Regions from separate parts of the Homo sapiens genome. Here region 2 is linked to region 1. A link is a contact called in ENCODE POLR2A ChIA-PET data. All regions are on one chromosome and are shown on one strand. The core of a region is the stretch at or near the end of the contact, and the rest is flanking DNA. Distances in the headings are between cores, read along the strand shown.

Evidence for each region. ChIA-PET counts read pairs that join two places held with the same protein, here RNA polymerase II (POLR2A).
Region 2: POLR2A ChIA-PET joins it to region 1 with 11 read pairs in PC-9. The contact joins two enhancer-like sites. POLR2A ChIA-PET finds 5 or more read pairs at or near these places in 3 of 52 experiments (K562, PC-9 and activated CD4-positive, alpha-beta T cell).

What each region holds. Positions count from the first base shown.
Region 1 is chr12:111,783,055-111,790,971 of GRCh38, forward strand. It overlaps ALDH2 (aldehyde dehydrogenase 2 family member), which reads left to right. Exons shown (of 13, transcript NM_000690.4): 3 at 104-244; 4 at 2,213-2,292; 5 at 6,769-6,880; 6 at 7,380-7,508. Among named protein-coding and RNA genes, the nearest start is that of MIR6761, 13 kb to the right of the region's middle. Within about 2 kb of position 4,442, at least 9 of the 41 ENCODE cell types and tissues checked have a DNase peak (open chromatin) inside an H3K27ac peak, as active enhancers do.
Region 2 is chr12:111,883,380-111,891,296 of GRCh38, forward strand. It overlaps MAPKAPK5 (MAPK activated protein kinase 5), which reads left to right. Exons shown (of 14, transcript NM_003668.4): 9 at 202-389; 10 at 2,537-2,657; 11 at 5,109-5,239; 12 at 5,506-5,621; 13 at 6,661-6,765. Among named protein-coding and RNA genes, the nearest start is that of MAPKAPK5-AS1, 44 kb to the left of the region's middle. Within about 2 kb of position 5,177, at least 2 of the 41 ENCODE cell types and tissues checked have a DNase peak (open chromatin) inside an H3K27ac peak, as active enhancers do.

The sequences.
Region 1 (7,917 bases), core at 3,192-5,691:
GCGATATGCTGATGACCTTCTGGATGTGTTTGTATTCGGACCTGGTTATTACTGAGAAGACCTGAGTTTTCCAGGAAGGCTTGAGTTTTCCTGTGTTTTCTAGGAAGATGTGGACAAGGCAGTGAAGGCCGCCCGGGCCGCCTTCCAGCTGGGCTCACCTTGGCGCCGCATGGACGCATCACACAGGGGCCGGCTGCTGAACCGCCTGGCCGATCTGATCGAGCGGGACCGGACCTACCTGGCGGTGAGTCCTCAGCCCTTCTCCCCCTCAGATCCCATGTGGTGAATAGGCTCGCAGCATCCTGTGAACAGCCAGGAACCAAGCATCCTGTGAACAGCCAGGGAACACACATCTGACACGGGACTGATGGGAATGGCATAGGATGGACACCTTTAGGGGGCACCTCTGTACTAACCAGAGGAGCCTTTCAGTGTCTCCTTTGTTTTTTTGTTTTGTTTTGTTTTGCTTTTTTGAGATGGAGTCTCACTCTGTCGCCTAGGCTGGAGTGCAGTGGCGACATCTCGGCTCACTGCAACCTCCACCTCCTGGGTTCAAGTGATTCTCCTGCCTCAGCCTCCCAAGTAGCTGGAATTACAGGCACAAGCCACCACGCACAGCTAATTTGTGTATTTTTAGTAGAGACAAGGTTTCACCATGTTGGCCAGGCTGGTCTCCAACCCTTGGGCTCAAGTAATCCACCTGCCTCAGCCTCCCAAAGTGCTGGGATTACAGGCGTGAGCCACCGCACCTGGCCTTTGATGCGGCGGGTTTGGCTAAGCAAGAAGGATCTGGGGGAGGGGAGAGGAGCTGTGTCAGGGAGGCCTTCCCAGGAGAGAGACCCCTGGGAATGGACACCTCTCCCTCGGCCCCTCCATGGTGGGCCTTCTCCCTGGCTGCAAGAGGAGAAGAAACCAGGAGGCAATCTCCTCCCAGCCACAATTGATTCTGCACACAGAAGCCAGAGCAAACCTTCCAGAAGGCAGATTATACATGGCACTCTGCTCTTATCCCTGCATGGCATGCGGTGTCCTTAGGATAAAATCCTCAACATGGTCTGTAAGACCAGCCTGTAACATGGCAAGATCCTGTCTCTACAAAAAGTTAAAAAACTAGCTGAGTATGGTGGCATATGCCTGTAGTCCTAGCTACATGGTAGGCTGAGGCAGGAGGCTTGCTTGAGCCCAGGAGTTCAAGGCTGCAGTGAGCTGTTGTGGTGCCACTGCGCTCCAGCCTGGGCAACAGAGTCAGATCCTGTCTCAAAAAAAAAATGACCCAGCCTGTTCTAGTTCCATCATCTGAGTCATGCTGCACTGCAGTCCTCACATTCACATGTGCTCCTGAGCCTGGGCTCCCATGCTTGATGGCCAAGCCTCTTTGAGCATCAGCGCTTGCACCTGCCTGGGATGCTCTTCGCCCTGCTGCCATCTGTACCATCCCCTTTGCCCAGTTGCCCCCTACATATCATTCAGGTTCTAGCCTAAAGGGCTCATCTCTGGCTGATGTTTCTAGACAGGGCTGGGCAGCCTGGCTCCCTGCTTTCTATTTTTTAGCATTCTTTTATTATTATTATTATTTTTTGAGATGGAGTCTCACTCTTCACCCAGGCTGGAGTGCAATGGCACAATCTCGGCTCACTGCAACCTCTACCTCCCAAGTTCAAGCAATTCTCCTGCCTCAGCCTCCCCACTAGCTGGGATTACAGGTGTGCACCACCATGCCCAGCTAATTTTGTATTTTTGATAAAGTCAAGGTTTCACTGTTTTGGTCAGGCTGGTCTCGAACACCTGCCTCGGCCTCCCAAAGTGCTGGGATTATAGCTGCAAGTCACTACATCCGGCCTCTAGCACTCTTAACACATGTGACTGAGGACTTGTGTCATTATGCACAGTCTCTTTGCTCTGTAAGCTCCACGCTGGTCTCTATCCCAGCACCTGGATATGGTAGAGAGCAGAAGCTAAAAGAGTGTGTTTATGAAATCACTGAGTGAGAAATTGGTGGCTCATCCTGCCTGGCCCCCTTCCTCCTCCTCCCTGCCTTTGGAGAGACCATGGCAATAGTCCAGAGATGCTAGTGACATTTGGGGCACAAAGCGGACTCTCACCCTGGGCTTGCACCAGCCCTTCTCAGTCCCAGCCTTGGCGCCCTCTGTCAGCCCTTTGTTTTCCTCTCATTCCTGCACCCATGTCTCTGCTGACCTTGTTTTCTTCTCAGGCCTTGGAGACCCTGGACAATGGCAAGCCCTATGTCATCTCCTACCTGGTGGATTTGGACATGGTCCTCAAATGTCTCCGGTATGGGCTCAGCTTTCCTGTTCTTTGTTCTGGCAGGGGAAAAGGGGAGGCAACGTTGTTAGGAGGTAAAAATTAAATTACAAAAATTCAAAAGGGGCAGAGCGCGGTATCTCATGCCTATAATCCCAGCACTTTGGGAGGCTGAGCCAGGTGGATTACGTGAGGTCAAGAGTTTGAGACCAGCCTGGTCAACATGATGAAACCCCATCTCTACTAAAAATACAAAAATTAGCTGGGCATGGTGGCGCACACCTGTAATACCAGCTACTCAGGAGGCTAAGGTAGAAGAATCTCTTGATCCCTGGAAGTGGAGGTCACAGTGAGCCAAGATCACGCCACTGCACTCCAGCCTAGGTGACAGAGTGAGACTCTGTCTCAAAAACAAAAACAAAAAATGAATAAATTACAAAAATTCAAAAGGATCACAGGAGTCAGAGAAGGCTACTCTATTTAGACTCCAGCTCATGGGAAAATCCTTCAATATCACAAATTGTGATTAGTCATAAATGCTTTCTTTTGTTCTTGAGTCACTTTTGGTACTTTCTGTGTTATTTGGAACTTGTCCATTTTATCGAGGTTATCTAATTTGTTGGTGTACAATTGTTCACAGTATTCTCTTATAATCCTTTTTATCTCTGTAAGATCTGTAGTGTTGTCTTCATTTTCAGTTTTACTTATTTGGGTCTTCTCTCTGTTTCTTAGCCTAGCTAAAGGTTTGTCCATTTTGTAAATGTTTTCAAAGAACCAAACTTTTGGTTTTGTTGATTTTATTATTTTTCTATTCAAGAAAATATTGTCTTTTGTCTATCTCCGTTTCAGTCTTTATTTCCTTCCTTTTACTAGCTTTGGGTTTGGTTTAATCAAAAATGTTTGATTGATTGATTGATTGATTATTATTATTATTTTTTGAGATGGAGTCTCGCTCTGTTGCCCAGGCTGGAGTGCAGTGGTGCGATCTCAGCTCACTGCAAGCTCCGCCTCCCGGGTTCATGCCATTCTCCTGCCTCAGCCTCCTGAGTAGCTGGGACTACAGGCGCCCGCCACCATGCCCGGCTGATTTTTTGTATTTTTAGTGGAGATGGGGTTTCACCGTGTTAGCCAGGATGGTCTCAATCTCCTGACCTTGTGATCCACCCTCCTTGGCTTCCCAAAGTGCTGAGATTAGAGGCGTGAGCCACCACGCCTGGCGATTGATTGATAATTTTAATTTTTTTTTTTTGAGGCAGGGTCTCACTCTTGCCCAGGCTGGAGTGCAGTGGCACAATCATAGTTCACTGCAGTGTTGACCTTCTGGGCTCAAGCAATCTTCCCACTTCAGCCTCCTAAGTAGCTGGGACCACAGGCGTGCATCACCATGCCTGGATACTTTTTAAATTTTTTGTAGAGACGGGGGTCTTGCTATGTTGCCCAGGCTAGTTTTGGACTCCTGGGCTCAAGTGATCCTCCCACCTCGGCCTCCCAAAGTGCTGGGATTACAGGCATGAGTTACTATGCCCAGCAAACATAAACATTTCAATGACCAAGGAACAAGGGCTTTGTTAAAGCCCATGTGTTGGAGCTGCCAGAAATTCACTGAGGCCAGGCACAGTGGCTCACACCTGTAATCCTAGCACTTTGGGAGGCTGAGGCGGGTGGATCATTTGAGGTCAGAAGTCCAAGAGGAGCCTGGCCAACATGGTGAAACCCCATCTCTACTAAATATACAAAAATTAACCAGGCAGTAGTGGCGCATGCCTGTAATCTCAGCTACTCAGGAGGCTGAGGCACGAGAATCACTTGAACCCAGGAGGTGGAGGTTACAGTGAGCCGAGATCGTGCCATTGCACTCCAGTCTGGGTGACAGACTGAGGCTCCATCTCAACAAAAAAAAAAGGAAAGAAAGAAATTCACTGAGCCCAACTTAAACGATAGAGTCAAGAGGTCTCTAATGCAAAAGGCCATTGAGTCTCACTCACCTCCCTGCTTGCTTCATTCTCCTCAGCTACACTGGCTTTGAGGGCCAGTTTTTACATTGGGACCTGGTAGCCCACACCACCTGTTCTTGTACCTCCATGCCTGATTCCAGCCAGGCTAAGCTGTCATCTTTTAGTTGTAATGCCATATTCCTGAGGGAGGACCCTGAGTGGCTGGCCTTGGTTCTGGCCAGCTGTGGCCAAGGGTGGACAGATCATTTGTGTACATAATGGCTGCCTCCCTATGACATGTAAACAGAGGTGGTGGGGAGGAAGCAGTGCCAGAAGAGTAGAGGTTGGACAAGAAAACAGTTGGGCCGGGCGCAGTGGCTCACTCCCATAATCCCAGCAGTTTGGGAGGCCGAGCTGGGTGGATCACCTGAGGTCAGGAGTTCGAGACCAGCCTGGCCAACATGATGAAACCCCGTCTCTACTAAAAATACAAAACTTAGGCTGTGCGCGGTGGCTCATGCCTGTAATCCCAGCACTTTGGGAGGTCGCGGCGGGGGGATCACGAGGTCAGGAAATCGAGACCATCCTGGCTAACACGGTGAAACCCCATCTCTACTAAAAATATATATATATAAAAAATTAGCTGGGCTTGGTGGCAGGCGCCTATAGTCCCAGCTACTCAGGAGGCTGAGGCAGGAGAATGGTGTGAACCTGGGAGGTGGAGCTTGCAGTGAGCTGAGATCGCGCCACTGCACTCCAGCCTGGGCAACAGAGCGAGACTCTGTCTCAGAAAAAAAAATAAAAAATAAAAAAATTAAAACTTAGATGGGCGTCTTGGCAGGCATGCTACTTGGGAGTCTGAGGCAGGAGAACCGCTTGAACCTGGGAGGCGGAGGTTGCAGTGAGCTGAGATCGCGCCACTGCACTCCAGCCTGGGAGACAAGAGCGAGACTTCGTCTCAAAAAAAAGAAAAAAAAAAAGAAAACAGTCGGTATCCTTCACAACAGGTGCACACAGCCAGGGCAATCACGCCTCCCCGGGGACACTGGGCAATGTCCAGAGACATTTTTGGCAGCCTCGACTGCGAGGGGAAGGGTACTACTGGCATCTAGTGGATAGAGGTCAGAGATGCTGCTCAACATCGTACAATGCCCAGGACAGTCCCACAACAAAGAATTCTCCAGCCCCAGATGTCAGCAGTGCCAAGGCTGAAAAACTCCCTCTGCAAGGACACCCCAGAGAGAGCAGCCTGGTACATCTCAGTTGGGGCCACATGCTTTCCTGAATTTTGGCATTCTGCTTTTGTGCTGATGAAATAACTTCTGGGGCTTGCAAAACACATGTCATGTAGACTGTGTTTGTATAGATCTGGGGGAGGGAAGCTGCAATGCCTGGGCTTGCATAGATTGGCAACCCCCTAGCTAGCTTTCTTCCAGGGTCACAAACCCATGTTCAAACCCAGGTCACTAGCCAGGTGCTAATGGCTCGAGCCTGTAATCCCAGCACTTTGGGAGGCCAAGGCAGGAGGATCACTTGAGCTCAGGAGTTTGAGAGCAGCCTGGGCAATATAGGGAGACCCACATCTCTACAAAAAATTTAAAAACATTAGCCAGGCATGGTGACATGTGCCTGTAGTCTCAGCTACTCAGGAGGCTAAGGTGGGAGGATCACTTGAGCCCAGGAGGTCAAGGCTACAGTGAGTTATGATTGTGCCACTGTACTCCAGCCTGGGCAACTGAGCAAGACCCTGTTTCTTTCTTTCTTTTCTTTTTTTTTTTTTTTTTTGAGACAGAGTCTCGCTCTGTTGCCCAGGCTGGAGTACAGTGGCGTGATCTCGGCTCACTGCAACCTCCGCCTCCCAGGTTTAAGCCATTCTTCTGCCTCAGCCTCCCGAGGTGCTGGGATTACAGGCACCCGCCACCACGCCCAGCTAATTTTTTGTATTTTTAGTAGAGACGGGGTTTCACCACCTTGGCCAGGCTGGTCTCGAACTCCTGACCTCGTGATCTGCTCACCTAGGCCTCCCAAAGTGCTGGGATTACAAGTGTGAGCCACCACACCCAGCAAGACCCTGTTTCTTAAAAAAAACAAAGAAGGTCAGGCATGGTGGCAGGTGCCTGTAATCCCAGCTACTTGGGAGGCTGAGGTAGAGAATCGCTTGAACCTGGGGGGCCGAGGTTGCAGTGAGCCCAGATCACACCACTGCACTCCATCCTGGGAGACAGAGCGAGACGCTGTCTCAAAAAAAAAAAAAGAAAAGAAAAGAAAGAAAAAAAAAAAATCTAATTCCTGGGCATGAGCCCCAGAGAGTGGGATTGAGTAGATTGGAAATGGACTCCTGGGATCTGGTGTTTTTTACAAGAACCCCAGGCGATTCTGAGGCTTGGGGGTTAGCTACCTAGAGTAGATTTTCGTGACCTTTGCAGTCACTTGTCTCTCTCTGAATAAGCCAAAAGCAAAGACAGTTTTCAGAAAGACTCAGCTGGACCAGTTTGAGTCTTCTCTTTCTGCCAGGGTTTGCAGGGGTCCCTGACAATCATTGATTCGAGCTTGAACGTTTCTTTGTTTAAAGGTATTATGCCGGCTGGGCTGATAAGTACCACGGGAAAACCATCCCCATTGACGGAGACTTCTTCAGCTACACACGCCATGAACCTGTGGGGGTGTGCGGGCAGATCATTCCGGTGAGTCCAGCCTCCCTGGAGTTTCTTCAGGGTGCCCTGAGATTTGGCAGTCTGCCAGACTCATTGCAGAGGTTCTGGGGTGGTGTCGGAAGGCAGCCTGGGTGGCAGGTAAGAAGATGGGCTCTGACAAAGCCAATCCGGTTTGAGTCTCAGCACTGCCACTCGTGAATTCTGTAACCTTGGGCAAGTCACTTATCCCCCAAGCCTCAGTTTCCCCATCTGAAAAGTGGAAATGAACATAGTGCCTGTCTTAGGGAGGTAATTAGGGCTTAGCATGGTGTCACGGACATAAAAGCACGGATAAATGTGAGTCTGTCATCGTTGTGCACCGCCTGCCTCATCCATTCATCTTAAAACCACGATGGATGGAGTTAGGGGAGGACACGCAGGGTTCAGAGAACTCGGTGCTGCTTCTGCCCTCTGGGGTTGCCACCTTCTGCTACCCAGTGTAGTTCTCTGAGGAAGCTTGGATTTCGAGGGCTGCTGTTGTTTGTTGCAGTGGAATTTCCCGCTCCTGATGCAAGCATGGAAGCTGGGCCCAGCCTTGGCAACTGGAAACGTGGTTGTGATGAAGGTAGCTGAGCAGACACCCCTCACCGCCCTCTATGTGGCCAACCTGATCAAGGAGGTGCGTGGCTTATCCTGGTCTTAACCTCTAAATGCCCTTGTTGAGGCTTGTTCTAAAGGAGTTCTGAGAAGGGTCTCAGGGGTCCCTAAACAGGGAGGTGTGTTTGTGGAGCCCCCATCACCATGTGAACCAGAGTGGCTCCCTCTTAGCTTTTTTCCACATTGGACTTCACTGCAAGATCCCCTTTGAAGAATTAAAAATATTGCTCTAGGCCAGGCTTGGTGGCTCACGCCTGCAATCCCAGCACTTTGGGTGGCCAAAGCAGGAGGGTTGCTTGAGTTCAGGAGTTTGAGACCAGCCTGAGCAACATAGCAAGACCCCATCTCTACAAAAAATTAAAAATCAGCTGGGTGGCATGCACCTGTAGTCCCAACTACTTGGGAGGTTAAGGCAGGAGGATCACTTGAGC
Region 2 (7,917 bases), core at 3,927-6,426, 100 kb after region 1:
AAAGAAAAAAAAAGAAAGAAAGAAAATATGGAGATAAAGACTAGTTCTCCTAAGACTTCCTTCAGCTTTCCTAGTCTCTGTTAAGTGACTCTAGTTTATATCAGCCTATATATTGCAGGGGCTATTCCTGAGCCTGTCATGGGGTGTTTATTTGGGGGCTCTGCTTCTGCTGTGAGTGACCATTTTCTTTTTTGCTTTCAGAGCTGTGACTTGTGGTCCCTAGGGGTGATTATCTATGTGATGCTGTGCGGATACCCTCCTTTTTACTCCAAACACCACAGCCGGACTATCCCAAAGGATATGCGAAGAAAGATCATGACAGGCAGTTTTGAGTTCCCAGAGGAAGAGTGGAGTCAGATCTCAGAGATGGCCAAAGATGTTGTGAGGAAGTGAGTTCACGGGCTGCTGGGCATGGAGGCCAAGGAGGCCTCCAGGTGGTGGAGCACAAGGGAATGTGGGTAGAGAAAAGTCACTGGTTTCCTAGGCAGGCTCCTCCCCGTTTTAATATCACAGAAATCTCTCTGGAGCCTGAGGTGACTGTTCTCAGTGTCCACACCTTGGTGCGAATGAAGCTTTCCTCCCTCCTGTTGCATCCCTAGACTTTGTCCCCAGGGTGTGAACCCAGGTCCCTCCATAGGCAGTCTCTGCACATTAATTCAAGACCCTAAATTATAGACCTGGTGTGCTGTCCTTCTTACCTGTGAGCTGGCATGTCATTTGGGACAGATACAATGCCAGGAGGTGAACTAGGTGCCGAGATGACAAACAGCATCCTTGGATGCTGTGGTTATGTGGGTTTGTCAGGCCTGGACCCCACCCTCCACCTTCGCGCTGCCAGTTGGTTGCTTTGAGATGGAGTCTCGCTCTGTTGCCCAGGGTGGAGTGCAGTGGTACAATCTTGGCTCACTGCAACCTCCACCTCCTGGGTTCAAGTGATTCTCCTGCCTCAGCCTCGGCAGTAGCTGGGATTACAGGAGCCCGCTAACACGCCCAGCTCATTTTTGTATTTTAAGTAGAGATGGGGTTTGACCATGTTGGCCAGGCTGGTCTCAAACTACTGATCTCAAGCGATCTGCCCGCCTCGGCCTTCCCAAGTGCTGGGATTACAGGCGTGAGCCACCGCACCCAGCTGCTCTGGCATATCTTAAGATGGGAAGATTTAGTCAGAATTAGGGCTAGTGAGTGGATGAGGGAGAGTTGATATTCAGAGTCTTTTGGTAGCTGTAGGACTAGGTAAGAAGTCAGGCCTAAATTAGAATATGTTTGTTTTTTCTGCCCACCTGTGTGGGAGGCTGGGTGCCCATGGACTTAGGCACTGCCCCTGTCTTCCCACTGCTGGGTCTTCACTGAGCAGTGTCTCCCTTGTTGGTCTCAGTTTCTTCCTCTATAATGGGATGAAGGTACATGTTTAGGGGCAACACCTGGGAGCTGTCTCCCAACAGTACAGCCATTTCTCCGTGGAAATTACTCCCTTTCAAAAGTAAGCTTGTCCTGTTGATTAGAAGGTGGGGGTTGGGGGCAGGTTCTGTGTGCTATAAAGAGGGACTGTTTTCTAAAATAGACAAGTACAAGTTTTTAGGAACGTGGGTGCAATGATTAAATCACCATCTGTCTTGACATGCTATTTCCTTGCTGTATTCCCAGCTATTTGACCAAAACCTCAATGTCCTGTAAGTAGTTCTTTGCCAGTTTTCTATAGAATACATTTCCTGTCCCTAGAGCAACACTGATTATCTTTTTGGTTTTGGGATCTTCCAGATAATCCTTTCTTTAGAATCTGAAGCCATCTGTTCAGAATGATCCAGAAGAAGGTGGCAGACAAGCTGAAGGAGCAGTTAGGCATGTTGTCCTGACATTTGTAATGAGAGATGGAGTTGGAAGGAGGGAACGGGCTGAGATGAGCTAGGAACCACATCAGTGGGAATGAACAAGATGGAAAGAAGCATGATCTGAAGGCAGACAGCACAGAAGCAACACCCTGGGCTTAGAAGGAAATGCCATCCCTGTCTCAGAGACTCTAGGTTTTTAGCTTTTGAATGTCTGTGGAATAATGGGCTCATGTCCTGCCATATGGTGACATCTAGGAGTTTTATATTGGGTAGCAACCTGCTTTTCCAGAACCTCATGACCCTTCAACTAATTCTGCAGCCACTATCAGCCAAAAAGAGCACTCTGAGTTCCTTTTGGAAGTTAAAGCCCATTGTCCTAGAAACCTCAGTATGGAGATTCAAGGTCTGAGGAACTATAAGCCATATGTAGGATTACCTTATTAAACCCTAGAACTCAAAAGTATCACTGGATTAAGCCCTTTTCTACCATTTTAATCTCACTTTTTCCAGTATACAAAGGACTGCCTCAAGCCATAGTACCCCTACAAGTGGTTGGAGACTAGAATCCCATCTGTGCTCTGCAGGTGGAAAGCCCAGGCTTGCAGAAGTCAGAAGTAACCAGAACTGTTTAGAGCCAGGTCCAGGAACTTCCTATGGCCTTTTGGTAGCAACTGTGCATGGCAGCCCTGTTGGCGTTTTCTCCACAGGCTCCTGAAGGTCAAACCGGAGGAGAGACTCACCATCGAGGGAGTGCTGGACCACCCCTGGCTCAATTCCACCGAGGCCCTGGATAATGTGCTGCCTTCTGCTCAGCTGATGATGGACAAGGTTTTGAATGATGTTTACTTTGTTGGCTGAAAAGACTGTGTTGGGAAGGAATGCTGGGGCTTGGCTCAGTGAGGGGTTAGAGGCAAAACAGTGCAGAGTACACGATCCTTCCCAGAGAAACATCTCTGGTTTCCTGAGAGTCAGGATCCAAAATAAGGAATTTCTTTCGGTAAAAGACCAAATCAAGGCCTGGTGAATATAAACTAAGGGAGCACTCAAAGGAATAGCCTCCATATTTCTGCTACAGGGCTGCGGGCACAGAACAGTTTAAGATACCCTCCCTTTCCCCAAGGGGTTTAAATAAGACTGGCTGGGAAGGCAAGGCCAATAAACATGAAACAAAGAGGGAACATTTCAAATATCAGAGCTTTGCATGTTAACTTTCCTGTGAATGCTGTGGGAATTCAGAAAAAGAGCACATCTTTGAAGGGATGTAATTTTCCCAAAGAGAAGGCAGAACCCCTCACATGTATTAACTGTCTTCTGTGTTGCAGCATCTGAGTTCTTTCTCATGTTCGGACATGCGCTGTCCTTGAAGAATTTGAGTAGACAGTGTAAACGCCCATGCGTGGCGAACAGCATAAGCAAAAAAACACATGCAAATACATCATCGGGAAAAATAATTTGGCCTCACTAATGGGAAGTTAATGAGATGGGTGTGGCAGGGCCAGGCTTTGCAAGTGGACAGAGGGGTTTAAGTCTTAGTGGGATGCAGCTGAGAGGCCATAGTAGCTTTTTGAGAAGAGATTTGCCACTAGGAAGGTATTTAGAGATAGTCAGACTTGGCGACTTGCAGACTTGCCAGCCTAATACTTCTGCAGTAATCTAGAAGTCGGAGGTGGCTGTGGGAGCAGAGAAGTAGAGGTGAATGAACAGGCTAAATATTTTTGAAGAAAAATTTCTACAGTTTTTCGTGATAGACTAGATATAAGGGGACAGTTGTGGCATATCTGGTGATAACATTGACAGATTAGGAAGGAGGCTGGTTTGGGTGAGAGGGAGTCTTTTAGGTTTTAGATATTGTTTGAGATGGCAGAGGAACATTCAAATGAATGAGATTTATAGGGTGGGACCATAGTGTGGCTGTGAGCTCAAAGCGGTGACACAGACTTGAGTGTTAACAGCTTTGAAGGGGTAGGGTGGAAGTGTTAGACGTCTCTTTCTAAGTTTAGCTGGAGCATGGAAGAAAAAGGAGAACTGGAAAGTACAGTTCTCTGCCTTCTCTTTGATTTGTGGGTGGTTGTCTTCCTGTTGTCCAGAAATGGTTTGGTCATTCAAAAATCCAAAGGGATTACTTAGATCCTGGTTGTCAGCACATAGAGGTTACTCAAGATCTTAAAAATGAGGAGATAAGGCCAGGCATGGTGGCTTACGCCTGTAATCCCAGCAGTTTTGAGAGGCTGAGGCAGGCAGATCACTTGAGGTCAAGAGTTCCAGACTAGCCTGGCCAACATGAGGAAACCCCATCTCTACTGAAAATACAAAAATTAGCTGGGCGTGGTGGCATGCGCCTGTAATCCCAGCTACTCTGGAGGTTGAGGCAGGAGAATTGCTTGAACCTGGCAGCGGCAGAGGTTGCAGTGAGTCAAGACTGCACCACTGCACTCCAGCCTGGGAGACAGAGCAAGACTCTCTCAAAAAAATTCTTGTTGTGAAAATTCAGGTGGTACAGCCGTGTTAAAAAGTAAAAGTTCCCTTTCATTCCCTGCCACAGTCACACCCCTCAGAGGTGAGGTAATCTATGGCTTGATGTATACTTCCTGATCGTTTTCTGGGATACACACACACACACACACACACACACACACACACACACACATTCTGTCCTTCTTTTAAAGTACAAAAATGGAAAAAAAAATACAAAAATGGGATCATATTCCTATGAAGCCTTCTGATGATTTCGTCTGCCCGTAGTGAGATTATACACTGTTCATAAAAGCACAAACTTCCAGAGTTCCAGACTCCATGACAGCTATTTCTCACTGTAAATTACTTGACTGGTTGTGGCCTCGGTCATGTGGCCTCAGCCTTGGCCATGTGAGATGGTCAGGGCTCTGAGCTGTCAGGGCTGAGGTGAATCAATACCGTCTGTAAGGCTTCTTGGGCAGCAGCCTGCCAGCCTTTCCGCTGATGTCCATATGTGCCTCTTTACACTTCCCCTCAGTAGTGGCTTTGAGTGGGGTTCCTGCTGGTATTTCTTACTCGCATTTCTGTCCCCCCACCAGGGAAGAAGGGCTAGTTGTTGTGTGACCTTTGGTTGGCCTGGTGTTTCCTGGTTCCTGTTGATCCATGGGGAAAAGTCCTTTGCCTTATCAAAATATTTATATTCCTTCAGCATAAGAGTGAAATTACCTTCTTAGTACTTTGAGCTTTTCCTTTCCACTTTCTTAGACTGGCTTTTTAGGTGCCCAGCAATGAATATGAAAAACTGACGGCAGTGTTTGCATTCAGGCAGTGGTTGCAGGAATCCAGCAGGCTCACGCGGAACAGTTGGCCAACATGAGAATCCAGGATCTGAAAGTCAGCCTCAAACCCCTGCACTCAGTGAACAACCCCATTCTGCGGAAGAGGAAGTTACTTGGGTAACTGAGCTTATTTCTTCGATTCTTCTTCATGGCTGGAATGGCTGAGTACTGGGTTCTGAAATTTAAGAAATTTAACTTGCTCAGCTAGGGGTCTTTAGCCTCTGAAGAGGGTGGAGAGGATAAGTTCTTTAAATAGTATCAGGAGTTGGACACTATTGTTATTTTTCTGATACATCTGTTGCCTTATGTTTAGAGGTAATATCTGTCCAGAGTTGGTTTTTGGGGTCTCACGTTGTCATTACCCCTCCCTCAAACTCTTAAAGCACCAAGCCAAAGGACAGTGTCTATATCCACGACCATGAGAATGGAGCCGAGGATTCCAATGTTGCCTTGGAAAAACTCCGAGATGTGATTGCTCAGTGTATTCTCCCCCAGGCTGGTAAAGGTCACACCATTTACTAATCCTCTGTGTGTCTGTGAGTGTGTGTGTGCAGGGGTGGGTGGGTGTATGCATGCACATGGCAAAAGGAATGGTTTAATTTTGGGTTGTCTGTTTCATCTTGTGTTATAAGAAAAGTACATTATATAAGGTAGTCTATGCCCACTAAAAAGATTGGACAGTGGGAGCTTAGAAATGCAGTTAAGTTCTGCCCCTCCTTTGTTTCTGTGGAATTTCTAGTTTAGACTTAATTGGCAGTGTCAGGTGCAAGCATGCAATTTTGTGTTTTCTTAGTTTGACAACAAGGGCACAGGTTGGGGGATGGAGAATGGAAAATGTGGGTAGGGTCTGAATCTCATTGCAGGCTGTTAACCATTTCCAGAGCCTTTAGAGTGCAAGGCTGCCATTAGCTCATAAATAAGAGAATACCTCCTTAGTTCAGAAGTGGCTCCTGCTGCTACTCATGTCATGGGCAGAGTGACTTACACGTGGGTCCTTTGGAGTGAGAGCTTTCTTTCGTTATGTTCTCTCTCCACTCATCGGCGGGTGAGGGGCTATTCTCAGCAGATAAATGAGATGCTTCACGTACTAGGCCAGAAAACAGTTGGGTTGACCTATCTATCTCCCTAGATTCCTTGGGTTTTAAGAGAACTCATGTAGTGTACCTCAGATAGCTTTCTAAAGTAAGAAATGAGCTTAGGGGAGAGAAAGTAGCCCACTCTCCCACTTTTTGGTCTTTGGTTGACCAGGTGTCTTTTGTTCAGCAATAGAGTCTGCCACAGCCTATTTCCCATCCCCTGGTGCTAAGACTCTGGGGCCATCAGTGGATTTGTATAAAGATGTCAGAGTAAAAAAGAGTCCACATACCAGATGCGGTCTACATAATGTAGGGACTAGCAGTAAAGCCCTTGTCTGGTGAAGTTTTGCACATTCAGTCAACATTTTTCAACCAGTTGGACATCACGTCCCTCCATCTCTCACACTAAAACCCCATGATGCTGCAGGAAAAATGCAAATTCCTCTTCATCCTTACCAATAGGAGAGAATGAAGATGAGAAACTGAATGAAGTAATGCAGGAGGCTTGGAAGTATAACCGGGAATGCAAACTCCTAAGAGATACTCTGCAGAGCTTCAGCTGGAATGGTAGGAGCCTTCATCAACTCCCTTCCCCAGGAATGCAGACAAGTGATTATGTTTAGAACATATAGGATCTCTTTGGGGCCTGAGCTGCGGCTGTTTTGAAGTGAAGTGAGGCTGGCTGGAGAGTGAGTGGAGCATTGTGGAATGGGGGTTAGCTCTACATTAACTGCCCAGGCATACCTGGATATCTGGCCCTTTCACTTATTTTCCGGAGTTCAAGTGAATTGTGTATTGCAGATTCAACACTAGAAAGCCCCCATCACACACCACTTGGGTAAAAAAAACCCCCAAATTTCAGAACTCCTCTCAGATACCAGGACTATTCACCAGGTCATTAAGAAGCAACAGATGCTGAAGGGGAGAAAGAGGACAAAGTGCCAGCGAGTCCACCCTGCTGATCCCGCTGATCTGCTTGGCTTAGAGAAGAGCTGTTTCACGAAAGAGGAGAAAGTTTGCCAAATCTACTGCTGGTTAAGTTTTTTTCCCGAAGCAAATAAGGTAGAGATGAATTTCTTGAACTGCCTTGTTTTTCTTGAGGCGGAGTTTCACTCTGTCCCTCAGGCTGGAGTGCAGTGGCGCAATCTTTGCTCATTGCAACCTCTGCCTTCCGGGTTCAAGTGATTCTCCTGCCTCAGCCTCCCAAATAGCTGGGACTACAGGCAAGTGCCACCATGCCCAGCTAATTTTTGTATTTTTAGTAGAGATGGGGTTTCACCATGTTGGCCAGGCTGGTCTTGAACTCCTGGCCTCAAGTGATCCACCTGCCTCAGCCTCCCAAAGTGCTGGGATTACAGGCGTGAGCCTCTGTGCCTGGCTTGAAACTGATTTTAATATTGTCTTTCCAGTTGAGCAAACTGTACTAGACTTATGCTCCAGGATGCTCAGGGAAGGGAGCAAACTGAAGATTTCAATGCCTCACTTGTTTCCGCGTTTTTTTGTTGTTGTTGTTTTTTGTTTTGTTTTGTTTTTTGAGATGGAGTCTCCCTCTGTTGCCCAGGCTGGAATGGAGTGGTGCGATCTTGACTTACTGCAACCTCCCCGTCCTGGGCTCATGCGATTCTCCCACCCCAGCCTCCCAAGGAACTGGGACTACAGGCACGTACCACCATGCCCAGCTAATTTTTGTATTTTTTTTTTTTTAGTGGAGACGGGGTT